Linked DNA regions of Homo sapiens: region 1 is linked to region 2. A link is a contact called in ENCODE Hi-C or POLR2A ChIA-PET data. All regions are on one chromosome and are shown on one strand. Each heading gives the region's core, a stretch centred on a gene start or an enhancer-like site at or near the end of the contact. The rest is flanking DNA. Distances are from core to core; before and after follow the strand shown.

What was found. A loop is a pair of places that touch in the nucleus more often than their neighbours do. ChIA-PET counts read pairs that join two places held with the same protein, here RNA polymerase II (POLR2A). Pooled maps may share reads with other maps.
Region 1: a pooled map shows a loop between it and region 2 (3-fold over the local background). The contact joins two enhancer-like sites. A Hi-C loop is called at or near these places in 1 of 168 maps with a recorded cell type or tissue (K562), 4 of 37 single-sample maps with no recorded cell type and 6 of 50 pooled maps. POLR2A ChIA-PET finds 5 or more read pairs at or near these places in 1 of 52 experiments (activated CD4-positive, alpha-beta T cell).

What each region holds. Positions count from the first base shown.
Region 1 is chr5:35,807,124-35,812,252 of GRCh38, reverse strand. It overlaps SPEF2 (sperm flagellar 2), which reads right to left. Exons shown (of 37, transcript NM_024867.4): 36 at 5,000-5,122. Among named protein-coding and RNA genes, the nearest start is that of IL7R, 47 kb to the left of the region's middle. Within about 2 kb of position 1,477, at least 3 of the 41 ENCODE cell types and tissues checked have a DNase peak (open chromatin) inside an H3K27ac peak, as active enhancers do.
Region 2 is chr5:35,093,401-35,098,163 of GRCh38, reverse strand. The region is part of intron 2 of PRLR (prolactin receptor); the gene reads left to right. Among named protein-coding and RNA genes, the nearest start is that of AGXT2, 48 kb to the right of the region's middle. Within about 2 kb of position 1,748, at least 2 of the 41 ENCODE cell types and tissues checked have a DNase peak (open chromatin) inside an H3K27ac peak, as active enhancers do.

The DNA of each region.
Region 1 (5,129 bases), core at 228-2,727, 710 kb before region 2:
AAGACATATGTGTTCAAGAGATTAGATGCCAGCTCACTAGTCCATCCACATATAATTGCACGTGATTCAGAATTTCTTGTGCACGGTAACTACTACAGACCAGCAGTAGTAGAAGTAGGTTGGTGCAAAAGTAATTGTGGTTCTTTGCCATCAAAAGTAATGGGAGGCCAGGTGCGGTGGCTCATGCCTGTAATCCCAGCACTTTGGGAGGCCAAGGTGGGCGGATCACGAGATCAGGGGATCGAGACCATCCTGGCTAACACATTGAAAACCCATCTCTAATAAAAAAAATATGGAGAAATTAGTCGGGCGTGGTGGCAGGCACCTGTAGTCCCAGCTACTCGGGAGGCTGAGGCAGGAGAATGGCGTGAACCCGGGAGGTGCAGCTTGCAGTGAGCCAAGATTGCACCACTGAATCCAGCAATCCAACCCTCCAGCCTGAGCAACAGAGCGAGACTCTGTCTCAAAAAAAAAAAAAAAAAAAAGTAATGGCAAAAACTGCAACTACTTTTGCACGAACCTAATAGTAGTAGTAGTAGTATCTCATATATATTGAGTGCTTTCTATCTTCCAGGAACTGAGTTAAACACTTTATATGTATTATCTCCTTTAATTTGTACAAACCCCACCCCCCCCACCATGAGGTGACTATGATCATTGGCCCTATTTTACAGATGCAGACACCAAGGCACTTTGAGGTCACTTGCCGAAGGCCACACACTTCATAGGTATGAACCCAGTCAGTGCAGCTCCAGAGCCCACTCTCATAACCAAAAGCCAGTACACCTTAAATGCATTATTACAATTATGCATACTTATTTTTTTCAAATATGTATCTTAAAATGTTGTCACTTCTAAACAAGAACCTTGTAAACATAGAGCTGTTAGGCAACAACCTTCACTTCCCACTGTTTATAATAGCAAACAACATTTTAACCTGAAAAACCACACTCTAGCTTTTGCTCTTCTTATCTTGAAAGATCTTCAGATGACATCACTGTGGTTGAAGTGTATTATAAAAATGTGATCTATTTACTTGTACATGGATATCTGAAGCAAAAAATGACAGGACGAGTGCAGTGGTTTGAGTCTTCAAAGATTCTTTTCTCTCCATTCCTTCATTTCTTTTGTTTTTATTTTATTATTTATTATTTTTTTTTTTAGCAAAAATGAGAATAGAACACCTTACTGGAAAGGGACCCTTTTTCACTGTAAATATTAGAATGTAGACTTTTCAGGACACAGGCACAACTCTTCTTGATGGACCATCATACAAATGAGTCCCCTGGGTGGTAGTTTACTGGCCTCTAATTAGATTCCTTGGTGGAGTGACCAGGAAGAGGTGTGGAGGACTTGAGGAGGGAGAGTTAAAGTAGATGACTCAGGTATATCTTAGAGAAGCATTCTGGCAATGAACTAACTCACTAACTAACTCTCTGCTATGAGAATGCCAGGTGCTACAGGTATTGTGAGACTGGTTAACAGAAGACAGACACCCTGCTGCTGGGTGGCTTTCAGCCAGAGGGGTACTGTGCATCAAGGAAAGCTTGGCAAATGTGCAGGCAGAGGTGGTTTTGGAGATCAGTATGTCAGGATGTTCCTGGAATACAGGGGGTAGGGCCTGAAATGTTAGGTATTCTGCCACACTTGGGACAGTTATCCTCAAAGAGGAACTGTGCTGCTCCAAATGCCAATAGTACTTCAGTTAACATTGCTAGTTGCTGACACTCCTTCAGAAATGAGGGGAATGTATAACTTAAAAGGAGTCCTCCAGCACTTTGGGAGGCTGAGGCGGGTGGATCGCCTGAGGTCAGGAGTTCGAGACCAGCCTGGCCAACATAGTGAAGCCCCATCTCTACTAAAAATACAAAAAATTAGCTGGGCGTGGTGGCAGGCACCTGTCATCCCAGCTACTCAGGAGGCTGAGGCAGGAGAATCGTGTGAACCCAGGAGGTGGAGGTTGCAGTGAGCCCAGATCATGCCACTGCACTCCAGCCTGGGCAACAAGAGCAAAACTCTGTCTCAAAAAAATAAAGTGGGGGAGTCTTATGGATGACAGGTTTCCTGGGAAGTCAGAACACCTATTCGGAAAGGCTAACTCTTGAAGGTAGCCATCTGTTGGCTATTTTCTTTTCTCAAGCAAATTGTCAAATAGAATCTTCTTTGCAAGTTCATCATATTTAATCACTCTGCTCAGAGTGAAGATATTTTCAAGTCATACTGATTTTGTGGGAGTTTTCTTTCCAGTATGAGAGGAAATAATTGTGGCATCATTTTTATGCTCCTACTTGTAATCAGCAATATAAAATAAGTCCTATTTTACATAATTCCAAAGGATTTTGCAAATTATTTTACTGGTTCAATGTAAGAGAGCTGTTCCCTGATATGTGGAGCAGGGAATGTAAGCTAAAATGCAGTCTAGAGAGATGGGCCTATGGAATCCACGTTGTGCAGGATGACATTATGGCACAATATCCCCAAGGAATGCTTAGGGATGAAGAAATTAACATCATATCATGCTCTGCTCAGCAGCCTGTTCATTCTCTCTTGCTTTTCAAATGGAATCCACATTTCCCTTTGTGACATCTGGGTTCTTCGCAATCTGGCCTGATCTGACCAATTTAATGGGATCATTTTATACCTTTCCCAGGCTATTCATGGGGTGGGGCTCCTGCAGTCCTTCTTCCATGCCTTCCCCAGACCTTGCCTTCACCCAGGACTCTGCTGCCTCCCTACCCCAACAGCAAAATCCATGTAGACGTCCCTTTCCCTCTCTCCACTTTCCCAAACCCTGGCTATCGTTCAAGACCTAGCTTATTCCTTCTTGGGCAGACTCCCTCCACACTTCCAGCACAAAAATGTCAAGTATTGAATTCCTATAATTTTGCACTTGGTTGGTTTAACTTATATCACTTTCTTGCAATTCCTGCATGTAAAAATTATCTTGCAAAAAGGAGTTAAATTTTTTTAGAGCAGTGACCAAATTATGTACTCAATTTTCTCTCTCCTATGGAAGCTTATACTACGGGTCTCAGTAGTAGGTGATCAGTATTGAATAGTACCCCTAACAGCCATCATTTCTGTAGCACTTCCCCTGTGTCAGATACCATGCCAAGTGCTTTACATGCATGACCTCACTTAATCCTCACCACCACCCTTTGAATATGAATGTTTCATCCCCATTTAACAGACGAGAAAGCCAGGATTAGGAGAAAGTTAAGGTCAGGGAGTTACTGAGGGGTAGACCTGAGATTCAGTCCCATGACCTGATTCCAGAGCCTGTGTTCTTACATGCTGTAATCATATTTCACTACTGCATAGGCTTCGTGTCTAAACAGCTGCTAGCTTGTTTTATATATATATATATATATGTAAAACCCAATTTTTTTACATATATATTTAAAAAATATATGTATATGTTACATACATATATGTATATATATTGGGTTTTACATATATACATATATACATATATATGTGTGTATATATATACATATAAATATATATGTGTGTATATATATACATATAAATATATATGTGTGTGTATATATATGTAAAACCCAATAGCAAAGACTTGGAACCAACCCAAATGTCCATCTATGATATATACACTGGATTAAGAAAATGTGGCACATATACACCACGGAATACTATGCAGCCATATAAAAGGATGACTTCATGTCCTTCATAGGGACATGGATGAAGCTGGAAACCATCATTCTCAGCAAACTATCGCAAGGACAGAAAACCAAATACCGCATGTTCTCACTCATAGGTGGGAATTGAACAATGAGAACCCTTGGACACAAGAAGGTGAACATCATACACTGGGGCCTGTCATGGGGTGGGGGAAGGGGAGAGGGATAGCATTAGGAGATATACCTAATGTAAATGACGAGTTAATGGGTACAGCACACCAACATGGCACATGTATACATATGTAACAAACCTGCACGTTGTGCACATGTGCCCTAGAACTTAAAGTATAATTAAAAAAAAAGAAATCAACTTCAGTTATACTAATACAGGCAATAAAATTAATTTTAATATTAATTAATAATTTAATATTTAAAAGGATCAGCAACTTAGAACAAAAACGTTTAGGCACACAGGAAGATATTTAAGTCTGAATAGTTTCATTTGTGGGTATAGGAAGAAAACTGCAAAATGTAACTTGCTATCATTGAGAAGTCAAGATACACAATCTACATTCTATCAAAGTGAAAGCGCTTTTATTTTCAACTCAGCAAACACTTTGTAGTTCAATACACAACTCACAGGAGTCAAACAGGGAGACTTCGTGTTAAACTGGTATCTGAGAGGGATGTAGTGCTACAGTATGAAAGGGGGTTGGTGTCAGCCTCTGCCCTCCTTAGTCCCTGCTGTTAAAGGCCTGGGACTCGCCATAGTGGATGCACATTTAGCATGTGTGGTCCAGACCTGCTTGGTGGTTATGTGATTTCTGAGTTGCAGTTCTTCCTTTCTTCTGCTGGGTTTGTCCAGTTTCTCTGGGGTTTGTCCTTAGTTTCTCCATCTTGCACACTGTTTTCCTGATGGAAGTGGTGCCCAACCTTTTGCACACACTATCATTTCCACTACATAGATGATGTGTACCTTGCGTGATTAGAGTACAATGAATATGTCAGCACTTGGCTGGAGATCATGGTCTTGGTTAGTTCTCTTTGGCAGGAGGAATCTTATTCTCCAAACCCTTCAATCACAGGCTAGGGTCATTACATGGCTACAATGACAATCCTAACACTGTCACCCACCCAGCTTTAACTACCACCTATCAAATGTGCCTGAGCTTGCTGCCCTTTGGGTATTTCAGGCTGACCTTTCTGGCCTGATGTGATTACCAGCTTAGCTTCTCCAGATTCTGGCCTGGCCTGGCAGAGTACAGCTTCTTTCTCTTCCATGCCAGCTCACATTTAGAAACATCCTAGCATGTCCTGAACTGGAGCCCAACCAAATTAGAGCACTTTGGGGTAATACTCACAGGAAACTTATAGTCTGAATAATTTGAAATCAGGTCTTGAATAAAAGGATGCTTCAAGAGAACAGCGACTTCAATTGGCTCCAGGTTCTTGGCACCTAGGTCTTGAAATGTTTTTATGAAGCCCTTTAAG
Region 2 (4,763 bases), core at 499-2,998:
GCCATAGCTTTTCACATGGCCAAGTCCAAAGTGATTGAGGTGGGATATGTACTCCTCTCACAGAATGCACGAGTACCTCCCATGACAGTGGGTAGGAATATGCAATCCTATGGCTGGGAGGAAGCAAATAGTTGGGGACAATAACCCAACAGATCACACCCCCAATGCCTCTATCTAAGTTCTAAATACAACATTTCCCGTAGAGAGGAAGCCACTCTGCCTCCTCCACTGCATCTTCCTTTCCTGCCCCTCTCAGCTTGAGCTCAGGCTCCAAAACTTGAGCGTGATAAGAATCATCTAAGTGCTTGTTAAAAATCCCCTTCCTAGGGCCCCCCTTTCCAAAGATCTTGACACATATGATCTGAAGTAGGCAGTGGTGCCCAGGCATGATGCCCCAGGAATACCTACTGCTATTGAAGAGCTCTCCCCGGTTCCCACAGCCTTCAGCATCAGACCTGCCTTTGGATTGGGGGAGCATGCTGAGTGAGCCATTATTAGGAAGAGGGCTGCCTTAGAGGACTCAGAATCTACGACCCCAAGGTCCTCTGACCTGTCCCCACTCCTCACAGCCAGCATGGATTTTGTACTTCTGGAGCTCCTTGAAGGAGGGTCATTGCACGTTTGAAAGTGTGATAGTTAGCACAGACCCCAGAGATCAAATCCTGAGTTCCTCTTCCTCCATATCCAACTCACTAGCTGTGTGACCTTGGACAACTCACTAGCTGTGTGACCTTGGACAACTCGCAGACCGTCTCTGGGCCTCAGTGTCCTCATCTGTTAGAAAGGAATAATAATAATACCTACACCTCAGGCTTCTTGTGAGGGTGAAGCGAGTTAACAAAACAGTGCCTGGCATGCAGTGGATCACATATAAACATTTCATGTGTGATATTATACATGTTTTTATGTATTTATAAGTGTATTCTATACAAGGGTTTGCTGATTTTATTGGCACACAGGTCTGAGAACATGGGAGGCTTGTGAGATAAAGTTGCCTCCTATTGGAGGTGTTATATGGGGAGCATGCTGAGTCAGCTGTTATCAGGAGGAAGGCTGCCTTAGAGGACTCAGAGAATTTACGTGTCAGGTGATAGCATGTAAGTCAGTGGTTTTCAACCCCAGCTTTAATTTAGAATCATCTAGAAAGGTTTTTTTTAAAATGCCCATGTCCTTCCAAGTGGGCTCAATTCTGAGCCAATTAGTGAGAATGTCCAGGGACAAAACAAAGAAATGAAAAATTTTAAGGCCGGGCACAGTGGCTCACGCCTGTAATCCCAGCACTTTGGGAGGTTGAGGTGGGCAGATCACTTGAGACCAGGAGTTCAAGACCAGCCTGGCCAACATGGTAAAGCCCGTCTCTACTGAAAATACAAAAATTAGCCAGGCGTGATGGTGCAGATCTGTAATCTCAGCTACTCTGGTGACTAAGGCAGGGGAATCACTTGAACCTGGGAGGCAGAGGCTGCAGTGAGCTGAAATCGTGTCACTGCACTCCTGCCTGGGTGTCAGAACAAGATTCTGTCTCAAAAAAAAAAAAAGAAAGTAAAGAAAAGAAATTTTAAGACACTCCTTGGACTGTAATGGGAATCCTGGATTAGAAACCACTGATGTCTATAGAACAGCTCTGTAAACTGCAAAACATAATGTATGATTTATGGGTGTTTTTTGATTGTTAGTAACTGATTGATGATCTCATGAGGGACTAGTTCCTCTGAAAATCAGGCCAACGTGGGTTTTCCACCATCTGTCCTACATGTGCACTGGCTGGGGGAAATTGAAACTCATCCAATTCCTATTCTTGCCTTTAAGCCAAAAAGACTGCTCGAAAACAAGCCTCCTTGGGATAAAAGATGTTGCTAGGATGAGGAAGCTGTAGTGAGTGAGTGGAGTTAATGTGATTAGATTTGGAAGCAATACTTCCAGCCATGGGGAAGCATCGGTGTTCTGTGTTATTAAAGTGACTCCAGTGCAAAGGCACATATATCGTATTGGAGTAATTTGCCCTGACTAGGTTAGAAGCCAGGAGATGGTTCTTCACAGGTATTCCTGAGTGGCCCAAGGTCTAAGTCAGCTCTCGTTTAGACAAATCCTATCTCTGCTGATCATCTACCTCTCACCAAATGCAGCCATCACCATGCACAGCACATGCGCTCCTCTTGATGATCTTCACAGAGTGCAGAGTCTTCAGGAAGTTCTTTCCTCAGTGGAACCTTTGGGATTTCTAGGAGAGGGGCAGGGGAATATCTGGAATCAGAGGTGAACACTTTACAGCAGCCTCTAAACTACTTCTAATTACGTTCACCTGACTAAACTGCCAGGTGATAAACGTTTTATATAAAAGTAATTCACTATGGAAAGTTCTGGATGTTTTCCCCAATGGGTACCTCAAAACAGGGTACAAGATGGAAACCTGCTCAAGAAACAGCAAAATGTAAACTGGATAATGGTGATGATAAAAAAATAATAATGAATGACCACACGAGCAAGTGTCCTCTTGTGAACTTTCACAGACAAATGCATAGATATGCTGCCTGGACTATGGGCAGATAAACATTCATTGTGGGCACATGTTTGTGTGAAGCTAATTATTGGCAGAGCAAGAACAGCTGGAACTTTCATCTCCCCACCTGCAGGCCAGGGTTCTCTTGGCACTATATCCTCAGTTTTCAATGTCTTCCTGAAAGAGCGGCTGCCATGTTCTCCTTAAAACTTCTTTAGATTCCCCTGTCAAATACTGAAAACTATGCTGGCTGTAAGTCTAGTGTTTGAAATACCAGCGTGGGACCAGTCTTCCTATATGCAGAGTTTTGTCCCATGTCTTAGAATCTTTTTCTGTTTTCTTCACCTTTTGGGCTTCATTTATTCACAATCATTGACTGTTGACATTGGGCAGAGCTTGTATAACAGTCTTAATCTTTAGCCTGGTATGTAATATCTAATCCCTGCTGTTCCTCTTCCCGCCCTGAGCACATTATGTCCTTTACTTTCCAGATTAAGTGTTGGCATTCTGTACTGGAAAGAAAACTCCAACTTCTTGCCATGTGCAGTGGCTCATGCCTGTAATCACAGACCTTTGGGAGGCCAAGGCGGGTAAATTTCCTGAGCTCAGGAGTTTGAGACCAGCCTGGGCAACATGGCAAAACCCCATCACTGCAGAATATACAAAAATTAGCTGGGTGTTGGTGGCTCGTGCCTCTAGTCCCCACTACTCAGGAGGCTGAGGTGGGAGAATCACCTGACCCAGGGAGGTCCAGGCTGCAGTGAGCGGTGATCATGCCACTGCACTCCAGCCTGGGCAACAGAACAAGACCCCGTCTCAAAAAAAAAAAAAAAAAAAAAGCCCAACTCCTGGAAATCAAATGGTACCTGATGTGAGGTTTTCTCCCTGTTATGTTAGCCTCAGGCCATCTAACCCAGGTAGAACAAGGCAGGTAAGGAAACCCAGTGGGCCAAGGACCCCGAAGGAAGCCCTTAACACAATGCCTAATACTGAAAACAACGGATGAATGTATTCAAAATTTGTTTGCAAGAAATGAGACTTTTTGCCTTTTTAGGACAAAAAAAGCACTTGAAATTTAATTTAGGTTAACAGGAGATATGGCGGGTAGCACAGAGTGATTATGAAATGCACAGGGCTTCCCTGCCATTCGAGTTTTGATCAATCTCAGCAAAACCCAAAGTTTGCCAAAACCTGGAAACAACTCAAATGTCCATCAACACAGTAGAATGAATAAATGAGTTATGGTATTTCATTCAATATAACATGAATGAAAATGAATGAGATGAAATGAAAATGAATTATGTAAAACTACATGTAACAACAAGGATGAATCCTACACCCATGTGAAATGAAAGAAGCCACACACACACACACTCAAGAAATGCATGTTGTATGATCCTATTTATATAAAGTTCAAAGGTAGGTAAAATTAATCTGTACTGTTAGAAGTGGGAAGAATGGTTTCTATCAGGAAGGAGTAGGTAGAGATTGGGAGGAGTTGCAAGTTGGATTTCTGGGGTGCTACTGGTGGTTAATCTCTTGACCTGAGTGGTAACATAGATATATTCTTTTTGTGATACTTCATTGAGCAGAATACAGTCATAAGTGTCGCTTCATGATAGGGCTAAGTTCTGAGAAATGTGTCAAGAGATTTCATTGTTGTACCAACATCATAGAGTATACTTATACAAACCTAGATTGTATAGCCTACTACACACCTAGGCTAGATGACATAGCCTATTGCTCCCAGGCTACAAACCTATACAGCTGTCACAGAACTGAATACTGTAGGCAATTGTTACAGAATGGTAAGTGTTTGTGTATCTAAATATATCTAAACATAGAAAAAGAACAGTAAACATACAGCATTATAATCTTATGGGACCACCATCATATATATGGTCCATCATTAACTGAAATGTCATTATGTGGCACATGACTGTACTTACAATTTGTGCATGTCATATGTATGATAGTCTAAAGTTCAAATGTTGGATTGGGCCTTGCTTGATTATCCAGGAACTGAGTTTGCAAGAGCTAAAAAGAACCTCAGAATCCCTGCCTAACAGGGATGGCAGGGTCCATTTCTGGACCCTAATGGTAGGTCCATTTCTGGAGTTAGGAAAACTGAGTCAAAAACCTGAGTAGAAGGTTGCAGCAACAGATACAGCAGGACAGGTTGGGGACTGTACTCAGGGGGATCACCAGATACCAGTCTTGGGAGCAAGTTCCACAGAATGGTAGGGCTGAGATTGCTGGCAGG